Linked DNA regions of Mus musculus: all the other regions are linked to region 3. Evidence: chromatin contacts called from ENCODE Hi-C or POLR2A ChIA-PET data. All regions are on one chromosome and are shown on one strand. The core of a region is the stretch at or near the end of the contact, and the rest is flanking DNA. Distances in the headings are between cores, read along the strand shown.

Region 1 (4,214 bases), core at 1,192-3,691, 170 kb before region 3:
CCTCAGCATACCTCTGGGTTTCTCTCTGAAAATAAGGTGACCCAGGATGGAGGCCTTACAGACAGCTATGAGGTCATAAAAAGAAAAGTTAACTACAAACAGTTAGGTTTTAATTACATGTGGTGTCAGGTGACTGTAGGACTTGCAATGACAGCATTTGAAGGGTTAATGGTGCCACTACAAACCATCATTAGGAAGGAGCAAGGATTCAGGGACATAGCCTCTCCCCTCAGGCCACTCCTTCAGTCTGCCTTGCCCTGCCCGCTGATGCTGGTCCTGGACCTGGACTGTCTTTTAGTGTGTTGTCAGGCTGTGTGTGCCAAACACTCAGCCTCGGTGGAAGCGACTGTTCCTTGAACTTTGCTACACCCCCCGCCTGCTGGGGTCTCGGGAGGGAAGCATTCACCTCTAGCCCAGATGAAATGGAGCTTCAGTAAACCACAGTGGCCTTGGGCTCTGAACTAAGTATTTCTTAGACTGCCAGCATCACTCTCCACGGAGTGTCATATAACTCCCAAATATGTGAAGAGGAAACCAAAGAGCTGAGGAACACAGATGTCCTGTGGCTGGAGAGGCCATCTAGAAAGTGGCCGTTCACTGAGACACCAGGTGTGTGAGAGGAACAGGACGCCTATGAGAAGGTGGGGGATCCCAGAACAAGGAGGCCAGAATTCCAGGAAATTTGTGCTTCACGAAGCCAAGTTTGTAAAATCCTCCCCTGACCCCTCCCGTTCTGGAAAGCATCCTACACAAACTGCTGGGGTTTCCAGTCTGATATTTGATAAGCACAAATCAGCTGAAGCTATTTTGGAGACCTGGGGTTTTGTATGGTTAATGATGGTCAGGGGGGACCTTCTCATCTCCTTCAACGTCTCGCCAGTGGCTGCCCTGCTGGGCTCTTGCCCACACCAGCCCTCCACTGAGGTATGCTTTCTTCACAGGGCCACTTCCTCACTGGCTCATGTCACCAGCAGCCTTGCTTCTGCCCTGACTCTCAGCATCTGTGACCATAGAAAATGACCCCACACACACAACACACCCTGGTCCCTTCTTTCTTCTCCCAAATCACCCAATCCCAGAGTTGGAGAAAATCCCAGACACATCAACCAGCCTTTTCAGTGATATACGATGGACCTTGTGGCCCAAGCTCCTATGATCAGGACAAGACTGGCTCTAGCCTTGGGTGCAGTTTTGTTCTAAGAGCCTGGCCTGTAGTAGGTTCCATAAGCCAGTGGTAAGTGAGTGAACAAGTGAATGAATGAATGAATGAATGAGTAATTCATTCCCTTGGTCTTGCTTTTTCTTCCGACCAAATGGGTCCCATCACTTCTCTGTGCTTTTCTAGAGACTCTGCCTCCTCAGACAACCTTGTGGTGTGACAGGGCTGGCCCAGGGTCTCTCTTATGGCTTTAAGGAAAAGACATCCAGATTCAAGTATACCAATGATGGCAGCCTTGTGCTGGTTTCCACAAACTTGGTGTGAACCTTGGCTTGAATAAGGGAAATCTCTTCTCCCACAGTGCTGTAGACAAGATGCTGTTAACAGGGACTCCTTCCAGGCACTCTGAGGCAGAGTGTGGTCCAGGCCTTCCTTCTAGCTTCTCCTGTTGCCTGCAATCCCTGGGCACGTGTTCAGTGAGCATGGTGGTATGAATGAGAAAGCCTACCATAGGCTTATCATCTGAGACCACAAATGTGCACCACCACATCTAGATCTTTACATAGGCTCTGGGGATGGAGCATGGATGGTTAGGCTTGCGCAGACAAGCATTTTTAACTGCTAAGCCATCCCCCCCCAGCTCTCCGTTTTGCTTTTCTTCATGTGTCTTCTGTGTCCTCCCCCCCGAGTCTCCTGTTTCTTCTTGTCGCAGTCCTCATTTCACATCCTATATCTATGCTCGCACCCACAGATCTACATATAAACATCACAGGCTAAGATCTGATAGGACAGAGAACATACGGTGTTCTCTTCCTGAATCTGGGCCACCTCATTGAGTATAATTTCCAGGTCCACACATTTTCCTGCAAGTTTCATAATTTTGTCTTTCTTTACAGCCGAATGAAATGCCATCACGTATAAGTACCACATGTTCGCAATGCGTTTGTGTGTTGATGGCCATCTAAGCATGCTCTAATTCCCTGTTACTGTGAGTAGTGTAGCGACACACACAGATATGCAGGTATCTGATGCAGCCCAGGAGTGGGATAGATGGGTAAACTCCTAGTCCAGCCACAGACCACAGACCACAGACACATTCTTCTAAAAGACTTTCTGGGGACACTTTTCAGATCCTGGGGACACTTTTCCCTTCAGGAAAGTCATGGGAAAAGAGAGGCAGGCAGCAGCAGTTGGCCTGTCTTCCTCCACCCTTAGCAAGGCCACAGAAACCTTGCCCCAGCCCTATCCTCTGGAGGAAGTCAGTCAGCCTCACCCTGCCCCTCTGTCCCAGGCCCTCGGAGGCTCCCCACCCCCACTGCTCTTTTCTGTTTACACTGGGAGTTGAGCTTCTGCAGAGCTTAAGTGCAGTTCTGGCCCTTTTGTTTGTTTTGAAGTCAAGTTACAACTTTGCTCCCGGATTTATTGCAAATTCCATTTATCTCCCTCTGCCCTGGGTCTCTCTGTGCAAATCCTTTAGGTCTTCTCTCCCCACTGAGGACAAATGTCAATTGACACAGGAAAGGATAGGCGTGTACAGATGTGGGGGAGGGACGCACAAGGGCCAGAGCTGTCCCCAGGCTGGTAGCACAGGAGACTCACAGATAACCCAAGGTGGGCAGGCACAGCAGTCTGCCCATCACACACACACACACACACACACACACACACCCATTTTTCATAGACCTTAATAGGAAAGGAGAGCCAGGCCCAAAGAAATCCCAGTCCTGAGGGGTAAAGTAAACAAAGGGAGGTTCTGGTCTGAGGAGAGAAGCCTGTGGCAATTTTTAGCAGGAAGTGGTGTGAGGCCAAGGGTCCTGGGAGGCCTGGAATGGAAGCTCCTTGGAGTTGATCTGACAAGGGCTGAGGGCCTGAGAGTTGGGTATGGGTTCGAGTCCAGGCCTTGCTGGGAGAGCACAGCCTCAGAGAACCTGCTTCCTTCACGTGGCTATCTCAGGTCTCTCCAAACCCCACTGTGCCCGTAAACTGCTGCCGAAGAGCAAACATCACCACATGAATCTCACTAGGGAAAGAAAGAATCAAACTGAGCTGAACAAATTGGAACCGGGAAATCCCACTGTGCTGTCCGTCTGTTGGCGGTGGTGGCAGCGGCTTGTCCTTCCAAGACAGGAAGTGCTGATGGCCTGTCTCTTCCTTGCCTAAGGTCCCTGGCATGCAGAAGACACTTGAGTGGAGTAAAAGAGGCTGACCCTTCCCCTTTCCACCCCTAGCCAGGGGACCAGACAAGGGGTTAGAGTGCCCTGGAGCAGGCTCTGGTGGTGGGCAGCAGGTAAGAAGAGACACTTTTCCAAAATGTCTTCCCCGGGGCATCACCCAAGTCATAAAGCTAGAACCTTAGCCTCTCAGCCAAGGACCCCACAAAGCAGGGTTAGGGAGAGAGGACAGAGCACCCCACCCCTTACCTCTGAGAGCACCCATTGCACCTCTAAGTGCTGTTGTATGGGAGAAGCACTTCTCCACACAGGGCACTGGGCTCCATTCACAGTCTGTCAGGACTTGATTCGTCCTTGGTCTCTAATCAACTGGGCCACTGGCCCAGCCTCTCCCTGCCTCTCGCCATCCATCCTCCTGCATCAACCACATTTCTCCAGACACAACACCGCCTCTTAATAGGCTCAACAGCTTACTTACTGTGTGCCTTGGACATCCACTCCCCCAGGTTCTGCCCCACACCAATTTCTGTGGTTCTCTGTGCATCCCTCATTCCCTGCTCCCCTCGTGTCCCCTTGCAAGCTTTTCTGTGTCCCCTCAATCCCTCTGTCCCTAACTTCCTCAAGGCTGTCAAGAAGGACCCACCTAAATCAATCTTTGCACCCTCTCTGAACCTGAAGCTGTCTTGTCTGACCCTGCAGGGAGGCTAGGCACCATACCATGCTGGGGGTGGATCAACACCTGGGCAGCTGCCCCTGAGAACTGCACCTTTCTCAGATTCCTCGACTCTGCCCCAACCTCCATTTTTCCTCTGTAGAACATCTCATGGCCCTCTTTGGTAGGGCTCTGTCTGGTCTTTCCTCAGACCCTTTCTGGCCTCTCCTGG
Region 2 (4,308 bases), core at 422-2,921, 250 kb before region 3:
CGGCATTAAGATTCAAGCTGGTTGACTTGAGAATACAAAGATGATCCAGGGTGGCATAAGTGCTTCATTAACCGCAGAAGAGAATCACACAGTATAAGAATGACTCATGAGCCGTTGCTAGCTTGAGAGCAGAAGAGCCATGAGCCATGGGCTGTGGATGACTTTCATACTCAGATCAAGGCAAGACAACGGACTTTGCTTCCTGAATCCCTAGAAAGAAGTGAGGCTCTGACAGTGGCTTTATTATAGCCCCATACCCACCTTTTGATCTCCAGAAGTATAAAATAACAAATCTGCATTGCCGTAAGGCACTGTATGGAAACTCACTAGAGCAGCAGTGGGAAACTATTTTATAATATCATAGATCTCTAGTCTAGGGCCCTGGGACAGCCTCTGGCAGGTCCCCTGACTTGGGGACTTGCAGCCATGATAATTACCACAGTGTTTTCCTGGAGGTCCTTGTGGCCTTTTTTTTTTTTTTTTTTTTTTTTTTTTTTTTTTTTTTTTTGCCTAGTCTCACCAGATTATGAGCAATCCAGCCACCCAGAGCTTCCCCACCTGGGGTCTCTTCTTGGTGAGTCATGTTCCCTGTCTGGACGGCATGTTGAGGCCTCTCTGCAGTGTAATCCCCACCCCCAATGGCATCATAACTAGCTGTTCATATTCATCCAAATACCAAACAGTGTTGGACACAGGAGCAGGGACAAATTTCTCCCCTTCCTGGAAGCCAGCCATGGTTTCTACGGAGTCAGCAAGGCTGAAGTGTGGCATGGCAGGCATTCGTCTCTAAGAGGAGCCTTCCTTGGGTCTGACAAGCCATCTGATGGAAAATACTTTGGATTTGTGATTTCTCTCAATCCCATCACTTCTGTCACTTTCAAGCTGTTAAGAAACTAGAACGTGGGGCTGGAGAGATGGCTCAGTGGATGAGAACACTTTATTGCTCTTGCAGAGGACTCCAGTTCAATTCCCAGCACCCACAGGGTGGATTACAACTATAACTCCAGGTCTAGGGGATCCAGCACCACCTTCTGACCTCCAAGGGCACCAGCCAGCACGTGGTACATATGCATAAATGCAGGCAAAACACTCATATACATAAAATAAAATATACATATACAATAAGGTACTCATATACATAAAATAAAAGAAAAAGGAAAAGAAAATAGAATTCCTGGAGCTTTGGCTCAGACTCTTACAAGCTCTGTAACATTGGGAACATCATTTAGGACTGGGGATATAGCTCAGTGCCTAGCAAGCATGAGGTCCAAGGTTCAGTTCTGAGTACTGAAAGAGAAAGAATATCATTTAACCTCAGGCCTCAGTTTTCTTACCTGTATAACGGGCAGAATATGAGGGTCATTATAGCTAGGTAGAGAGAAGGATGTACCACGTGTCTAGCACTTGATGCGTTTCCTCTTATTGCTCAAGTTCTTCATTCTTGATATTTGTCTGCTGGTTTATCAGTTTGTTTTGAGACAGGGTCCAGATATGTAGCCCTAGACTCAATGTCATGGGTCTCCCGCCTCATCCTCCGGAGTGCTGGGGACCACAAGCCTGAGTCGCTACAGCCAGCTGCCATTTGGTGCATCAGGAAAGTCATCTTCACGTTTTGCTGTGAGTCATATCACCAGCGCTGGAGAGGAAGGAAGTACTGTTCCTTACAGCATGGAAGCCTGAGTGTCTAAGTCTGCCTGGAAAACTTTTTTTTCCCACGCATGTCTTCAGGAAATAAGCCCTGCTGTGCCACCGCCAGGAGAGTGATTATCGGGAAGGCAAAGCCTGTGTTTAGAGTTATGCAATGAAGAGAGGGCATTTCGGTCGCTGACTCACCCACTGGCACACCAGCTTGACTTACCCCAACTGCGGCAGAGTGCCTGGCTCGCTCGGCAAACTTTCATCTTGGATCAATCTCTGCGGGGCCAACCAAGAGTCCGTGGCACTAAGACTATTGGACTCCTGCGGCTTAGCTCATAGGGTCCCCCAAGGGAATAAAGGACAGGGGAAAAAGACCCTCCTACTTTCATCCCAGGGTGGCCCTAACTCCTGGGTCATTTGCTGGTTTTGGACTGTTCACAAAAGGCTTGTCCGTTTAGAGGGTGGCAACCAATGTTCCCCAGCAACTTTGTGGCCTGGATCTGCCCAAGGAAGTGGCTCTTCTGAGAGCTGCTCAGGATACTCCAGTCATGACTTGTACACGAGAGATGTTTCAGTACGAATCAGAGTGCCCAGGAGAGAAGAAAGCCGTGACTGCACACAGTTCCAACTATAAACCACAGTATGAGCAACAACAACAAAATTTGACACCCTCTCTGGCACTGTCGGGACTGAGAACAACAGAACCGGGTTTTGTGACCTTCTCGTAATTTGATCCCCATGGAAAAGGAAGGTTTGGATTAAATTATTTCATCAACTCAAAAAACCCACTGGTATCTACAAGCTAACCTGCAGTCTAGGCAGTTTAGTTTCTTGGCCTCTTGCATGTGGAGAAGGGCGGAAGGAGAGAAGAGCCGGGGCATAGTGAGCTCCTTCCTTCTCTGTACTGGTTGGCTGGGGCCCGTGGCCAGGCTCAGCCACCATCGGACACTCCTGTTCCCAGGGGTCACAGGCGGCAGGAGGGAGCTGTCTGTGTCTCTGAGCAACTGAACATCTGCTGAAGTGAATGTGCTCCACAGACACACCCAAATTTGTGGGTTTGCTCTTCCTTTAGTGCTGTGTGATTTAGACAAATTACATAACTCTGCACCCAGGGAAGGCCTCCTTTCGCCTGTTGGAAAAGACACAGACTTTTTATGAAGCTAGGCAGTTACCTCACGGAGCCATCTATGGGCAGTGGCTGGCTGGTTTTACCGTAAAAACGACTCGAGTCAAAGAGCACAAGCTTATAGAATCATCTAGATAGAGAGAAAATAGCAAGAAACGAGCCAATATAAGTTTACGTTAAAAACGGAAGTTAACTTATTAATAATTCATCACAATTGTTTTCAAATGGGATTGTCAGATAACTTATCTTTTCTCCTTTATACTTTTCTATATTTTCCAAATCCTCAATAAGGAGGTGTTTCAAATGTACTAGTCTGTGTTTATGTGTGGTCATGTACATGTGTGTGTGCATGTAGGGATGAGTATGGATTTACATGCATGGAGGCAGAGGATGATGTCTTCCTCTCTTGATATCTTACTTTTTGAGACAGTTTCTTACTGAACCCAGCTTTCTATTTGGCTGGACTAGGTGGCCGAACAGCTCCAGGATCTGCCTGGCTCTGTTCCATCCATGCTGAGGTTACAGGTAGATACTACCACACCTGGCAGTTAAATGGGCCCTGGGGATATGAACTCAGGTTCTCATGCTAGCACAGTAAGCATTCATTTTACAGACTGAGACATTGCCCCAGCCCCAAATACATGTTGTTATACATGAACATTTCAAAAACATTTTCTTCAGATTTTATTTGATTTTCAACTATGTGTGGCCGTGTGGGACTGTGTGCATGTGAGTGCAGGTGCTTGCAGAGGCTAGCAAATGGTGTAAGATCCTCTAGAGCTGGAGTCACAGGCAAACGTGAGCTGCCTGCTTCGGGTACTGGGAACCAAACTTGGGTTCTCGGAGAGGACAGTATGCGTTTCAACTGCTATACTGTCTGAATCACTACCCCTAATTTTTTTTTTTAAGTCTTTAATCTGAGAGTCCTGGCTCTAGTCAGGTTTCAAACCAAAGCTGTTCCACCTGCTGCTACAGTTAGGAAAAAGGAAAGATGGGATGTGGACGGGACACACTGTAGCGGACCTGCGCAGACTGGCTCCCACTTTAGCTCCCCAGAATGGAGTGCTCTCTAGCCCTGTAGCCTGCTAAAGAAGTTAAGGGCAAATTGCAGCCATCAAGTTACCCTTTGTATTTCCTCTTTTTTTTTCTGTTAGCTGCCAGAAAACCTTGAACAAATTTAATGCTCAATTACAATAGCAATTAGCTCAGGTTTCTGGCATAACTATTTTCCTTTTCGTTCTCTATGATTTAAATTTCTCTTTCTTATTCAACCAACTTATTGTACATATGTATTTTATTGTAAACTGTCTCAAGTACACTTTGAAAATTGGATGTAAATCAAAAAGAATAAACAAAATAAATAAAAGTTTTACCTGGTTTCTTATGAGAGTTCCTGGCCAGTCTGTTAAAATCCCTATGACTGAGAATACCTAGACCAGTCAGGGACAGGTGGGAGGCATGGTGGGCATCTGGGAGGAAACATCAGAGACAAATTCTGTACTTAGTGTGACAAAATGTAAGTTAACTATAAATGCTTTTGGAAT
Region 3 (4,800 bases), core at 1,543-4,042:
AGGCACCGTTTTCTTCGAAGGGACGGCACAGCTCCGTCTTGTAGCGGCTGGAGTTGACCTGGCCGCTCCCAGGCTGCTTCTGGGTGGGCAGCAGCCGCTCGCCCCCTTCGGAGAAAGAGCGGTCTCGAAAGCGGCTGTCGCGTGAGCTCAGGGACGGGGCCGGCTCACCCTTAAGGCTGCTGAGAAGCTGGTTCTGATGGAACTTGGAGCTGGGCAGAGTGACCGAGTGCCTGCGAGGGAAGCCCCCGCCAGCAGGGGTGCCCACTGCCTTCCTGTCCAGCAGGCAGCCCCCAGCGCTGGGAGTGCTGTAGTTGAGCATCTTGTTACCCTGGGAGGGGAGGGAAAGAAAGGGACGGATGAGTGACTGAGGACATCCACGAGGCCAGGGCATGGTGTCCACAAAGGACAGCACCTCTCCATCTGATAGGCCAGTCTCTCTAAAAGGAGCCACCTGGATTTATTTTGGCACTGCTCATAAGAAACCGCAAAATCCTGCCGTGTGTGGAAGAAAAAGTTATGTATTCATCCCGCCCCGTGCTGACCCGATATGTAGCTTCCTCCTGTCCCTAAAGCTAATTTTCCCCCCTCTAAAATCCGGGCCCCGTTTATACATTCCTCAACTCAGAGAGCCTTTCACACAAGACAGTCCCTTTTCATTTCCCTCCCCCTAAAAGAATCAGGTAAACCTAGTTTAGAAGTTTGGAAGGATGAGCCAAATCCTCTCTCAATCAGTCCCTGCTTACCCGCCCCCCCCCCCCCGCCACCCCCACCCCCACAAAATCTGGCCCCACACTCTCCACCATTTCCTCTTCCACAAGTGTGCCCTTCCTTTGGCAACAGGTTTTCAAACTGTGCTTTTTCCTTGCTTGTGGAAGGGCCTAGTCTGGGATGTGGGTAGAGGGATATAGTGTCTGAAAACACAAGGTTCGGGAAGGGTAGGTATCCCACACCCTGGGAGGGATTTTCTCCCAGCATTCTCCACCCCCTTCACTAGGAAGATGCCTTTGCACTTGGTTTCCTGGCTGCGAGAGAGCTCTGGATAAGAGCACCAGTGTTTAATCTTGAACCAAAGCTGCAGACGAGAAGGAAAGCACCAGCACGCTCACACTCCCCGACTCAGTCAATTGGGGGCGGGGGTGTGTGAGTGAGCAAGGACAGAGGCTGCCACAAGCCCTAGTCACCTGCCCAAACTACCTAAGATTTAGAAAAGAGTGGGGGTGGGAGACTTGAAAGTTATCTCCAGGCCCCTGACACATGTGGGTGTGTGTCATTGTGCAAATTCTAAAGTTAGTCCCTTAGGATCCGCAGCAGGGGATCGGGAATCGGTAACCCTGTAACCGCAACCACCCCACCGAGCGGATTACAGGAACCCAGAGGAGAGCCGCTTCCAACAATGAGGTTCATTTAAAAAGTCCTGCGGGGGGAGGGGGCAAAAGAAAGAGAAATAGATCAAAGAGCGGGGCAGCGGGGCCCAGGATGGAGTTGGCTAGCTCAGGCTGCCGCCAGGGCAAACAGACTTGGAAAAACGCAGGGAGGGAAAGAAGCCGAAAATGCAAAGTTTTTGATGTTGCTCTTCAACTCCAGCACGGCCCTGCACCCCAACCCTGCAGCCCCGGGGCCTTGGCAGCTGCACCGACAGGAGCAGCGAGCTAGGAAGAGAGCAACATGACCCGACGTGTTTAAGGGAAGGCAAAAACAGTTCAGCAATTAAAAGTAGCCTAGCAGCTTCATCCTTTCAAATTGGGGGGTTGGGGGAAGTAGAGCGGGCAAAAAATTAACAACATTCACGGAGTTATTTCAATCGCACTCCTGGAACATTACGGTTTTAAAAGTTTTTTTCTGTTTTGTTTTTCAAAAACCTGACTGGCAAACTGCCCCATTTTGGCCCTCTTAAATCCTAACTGGCGGGAACTTGAGGTCTGGCAGCATTTTGTTCCCCTATTCCTTAGTCAACGAACCGTAGTGCCTCACAACCCAGGTAAGCAAACAGTTTCAGCCCCAAGTTTGCAGCACGATCGACCAGCTCCCGCAGCGGGAACCTAGCCCAGCTGGGGCGGACAAACTCCACTACAAAGTCGCTTTGCCTACATCTTTTTGAACCTTAAGTCGGCCTCTTTCTTCGTCGCATTATCTCTTAGCTCCCCAAAACAGACAGGAAAATTCTCCCAGTCAGATACCGCCCTGAGACCTCGCTTTTCCTAGAGACCCCTAGCAAAAGGTGTTGGGTAACCTCGAACATCTCCAGCGGGTACAGGAAACCCAAGGCGCACACTGCGAAGCCGAGCCCACCCGCTTAGCCCAGCTCCGGAGGTGCACCATGCAGAAAAGAATCCTTCAAAATTCGTCCCAAACCTAACCACTCTTCCGCACCTCCTTGCCCCGCAAACTGGAGCAGTCGCCCAGAACTTTGCTCCCCGGATTCACAGAACCCCACCTGGGACCTGAAACTTAAGTGCGAGGAGGACATAAACAAATTCCTTCACCATGGAGGGAAACGCAAGCAGTGAAACTCCTTCACGTCCCCGAGACCCAAACTTTTTAGAGTTTCTTGGAGCACAAGAGAAACTTTCAAAAAGCCAACGCTCCGCCCTGCTTTACCTTGCATAAAACTTCGCTCAAGTCAAAAATGGTGGCGGACACGAGGGTGGTGGTCATCGTGGGCGTTCGCACGGGGCAAGGACTAGGATCTGGTGTGTCGTGAAGGTCCCGGTGCGGGGAAGGCGCAGCCTCCGGCTCTCCGGTCAGGAGTCCCACACGCCTGCTCCCGGCGCCCCTCGCCTTTCTGACTCTCCCGGGCTGCGGCGCGCAAAGCCCAATTTATAAGATTTGGTGGGTTGGGGGGGGTGGAAGGAGGAGCTTTAAACGTATTTAAATGAAGAAGAGGAGGCGGAAAAAAAGTTGATTGACACTGAGGTTGAATCAGCCATGCGGTCAAGAGGGAGGGAGGGGTAAAGGGGGAGGAAAGAAACTTTCAAAAGGAAGAAGGGGGAGGGAGACGAGGAAAGAAGGCGGAAAAAAAAAAAAAAAAAAAGCACTCGGAGCGGCGCAAAACTTTTTTTTCTTAAAGAGGAAAAGTTTCGAGTCCGCGGGCTCCGGGGGCGCCCCTCCCCTGGGCCGAGCCCGGCAGAGGGGGAGGGGCGCCCACCCTTTGTCAACCTCGCTGCTCGGCTCTGTGACATCACTCATTCCACCCCCTTCGGAGTTCGAGTTGTTGTGTTTGTTGGTTTTTTTTTTTAAGAGTTGGAAGGCGGGCTCGACTCTCCTCTCTCTCTCTCTCTCTCTCTCTCTCTCTCTCTCTCTCTCTCTCTCTCCCCCCCCTCCTCCCTCCCTCTCCCCCCTGTCTTTTTTTTTTTTTTTTTTCTTCCTAGCAGGCGCTGGAGCTGGTCTTGAGCGGGCCAGGGCTGCGGTTTCCATCTTGAGCTAGTGTCCCTTGAAACTTCTCCAAGTGCCCGCACGACTTACCTTCCCCTGACTTCCCTGTCCACACCCGGCTGCCCATCGCAAAATGAGCTGGGCGAGGAGTTTAGGAATGCGGAGCACCCCAAATGTTCGAGTCAAGAGTTTTATGTTTGTTGTTTCCCATCAGTGAGCAAAAGAAGTAGGGATGACCAGAGAAAACTTTTTCTCCAGGAGAGCCTAGGCTGGAGGGGGCGAGAGCAGTAAGATTTTGCGCGCAGCGCGGGGTCCACGCGTGCTGGGCCGGCAGCCTGCGTTTTCCCGGTATGGTGGGGGCACCACTGCCTGGGCAGAATTCTTTCAGACCTAGATGGGGCGCTTTGTTCACATAACCGATCTTTAAACTTGCTACAGCAGAAAAGTCCAGACTTTCAAGGGCACCCCCTGAAAATAAAAGAGCAACAAGTCACTTTCCACGCGCGCTTTGAATTCGGGCTGCCTCCTCCACACATCCCCGAATGTTAAAAACAAGGGGGGAAAAAGTTACTTTGGTAAGAAGGAAGGTAGAGGTGGGGGAAGCGACACTTCTTGCTGCTCTCCCGCCCCCACGCGAACGGAACATATGGCTTGTCACTATGCCCGGTTTGGGGGTACCAAGCAATAAGACCCACGGAACTCAGTGGCCTTCAATGAATTACACCGCCCTTTAAAACCACGAACTATGTGTTTATTTACTATTAGGTCTGGCTGCCTCCCACCCGCACCGGCTCGCGTGCTGCAGTGGAGACCCGGGCGGAAATCGCGGGCCGCACCGCCCAGGCCTCGCACGTTTCTTCCCAGCATTCGAGGCCGCCGGGTCTGTTATGAAACCCGGTGCTCCGAGTGGCTACCAGCGAGTTCCATTGCGATGTAATTAGGTCACCCCATTACGAGTACGTTTCTCTGGAAAGGACGGAGCGGGCGGAGCAGAGCGTTCGAGGCGCACCACCCCTTACACACACGCACACTTTAAGAAAAAAAAAAAAAACAAAACTTTTATTTATCGCCAGCCTCTGGGCAAACCCAGGGAAACCTTCCAAATCACAACTGTTTTAGAAACAATTTTTTTTCTTTCAACTTTGCGAAACACGACTTTTACTGCAGCCCACGAACCTAACGTTAATTCCCCGCGGGGTCTCTGCTTGACTCCTCTCCAGTGACTTGAGTTGATGCCCCCCCCCCCCATTTTTTAACACGGCTGCTGCCCCGGGTTTTGCTGCTGCTGCTGTGCCTTCCCTCCCCCGCTCTCATTTTTCATCTTTTCTTGAAATCTGGCAAGCGCCAGGAAGGGAAATAACTTCCATCCACCTTAATTTAAATCATTCGGGTGTGTAGGTTTCTTTTTAAAGGGATGTTTGCTCCTTC

The links. A loop is a pair of places that touch in the nucleus more often than their neighbours do. ChIA-PET counts read pairs that join two places held with the same protein, here RNA polymerase II (POLR2A).
Region 1: a loop to region 3 is called in a map of heart, with 2.6 times the contacts of the local background. The contact joins the enhancer-like site here to the promoter of Zfp36l1 in region 3. A Hi-C loop is called at or near these places in 2 of 37 maps with a recorded cell type or tissue (both heart). POLR2A ChIA-PET finds 5 or more read pairs at or near these places in 3 of 5 experiments (Patski and embryonic stem cell).
Region 2: POLR2A ChIA-PET joins it to region 3 with 11 read pairs in embryonic stem cell. The contact joins the enhancer-like site here to the promoter of Zfp36l1 in region 3. POLR2A ChIA-PET finds 5 or more read pairs at or near these places in 4 of 5 experiments (Patski and embryonic stem cell).

What each region holds. Positions count from the first base shown.
Region 1 is chr12:79,942,359-79,946,572 of GRCm38, forward strand. 4933435C09Rik (a long non-coding RNA gene) reads left to right here. Exons shown (of 3, transcript XR_381736.3): 2 at 3,321-3,446. Among named protein-coding and RNA genes, the nearest start is that of 4933435C09Rik, 7.9 kb to the left of the region's middle. RefSeq lists an enhancer at 1,440-3,877. Within about 2 kb of position 2,442, at least 3 of the 3 ENCODE cell types and tissues checked have a DNase peak (open chromatin) inside an H3K27ac peak, as active enhancers do; they include heart, where a contact is called at or near this core.
Region 2 is chr12:79,862,745-79,867,052 of GRCm38, forward strand. Gm36132 (a long non-coding RNA gene) reads right to left here. Exons shown (of 4, transcript XR_381728.4): 2 at 4,138-4,233; 3 at 2,811-2,894. Among named protein-coding and RNA genes, the nearest start is that of Gm36132, 2.7 kb to the right of the region's middle. Within about 2 kb of position 1,672, at least 1 of the 3 ENCODE cell types and tissues checked has a DNase peak (open chromatin) inside an H3K27ac peak, as active enhancers do.
Region 3 is chr12:80,110,221-80,115,020 of GRCm38, forward strand. Zfp36l1 (zinc finger protein 36, C3H type-like 1) reads right to left here and starts at 2,793. Exons shown (of 2, transcript NM_007564.5): 1 at 2,599-2,793; 2 at 1-328. The coding sequence starts at 2,655. Gm52006 reads right to left here. Exons shown (of 3, transcript XM_030247048.1): 3 at 3,360-4,402. The coding sequence ends at 4,323.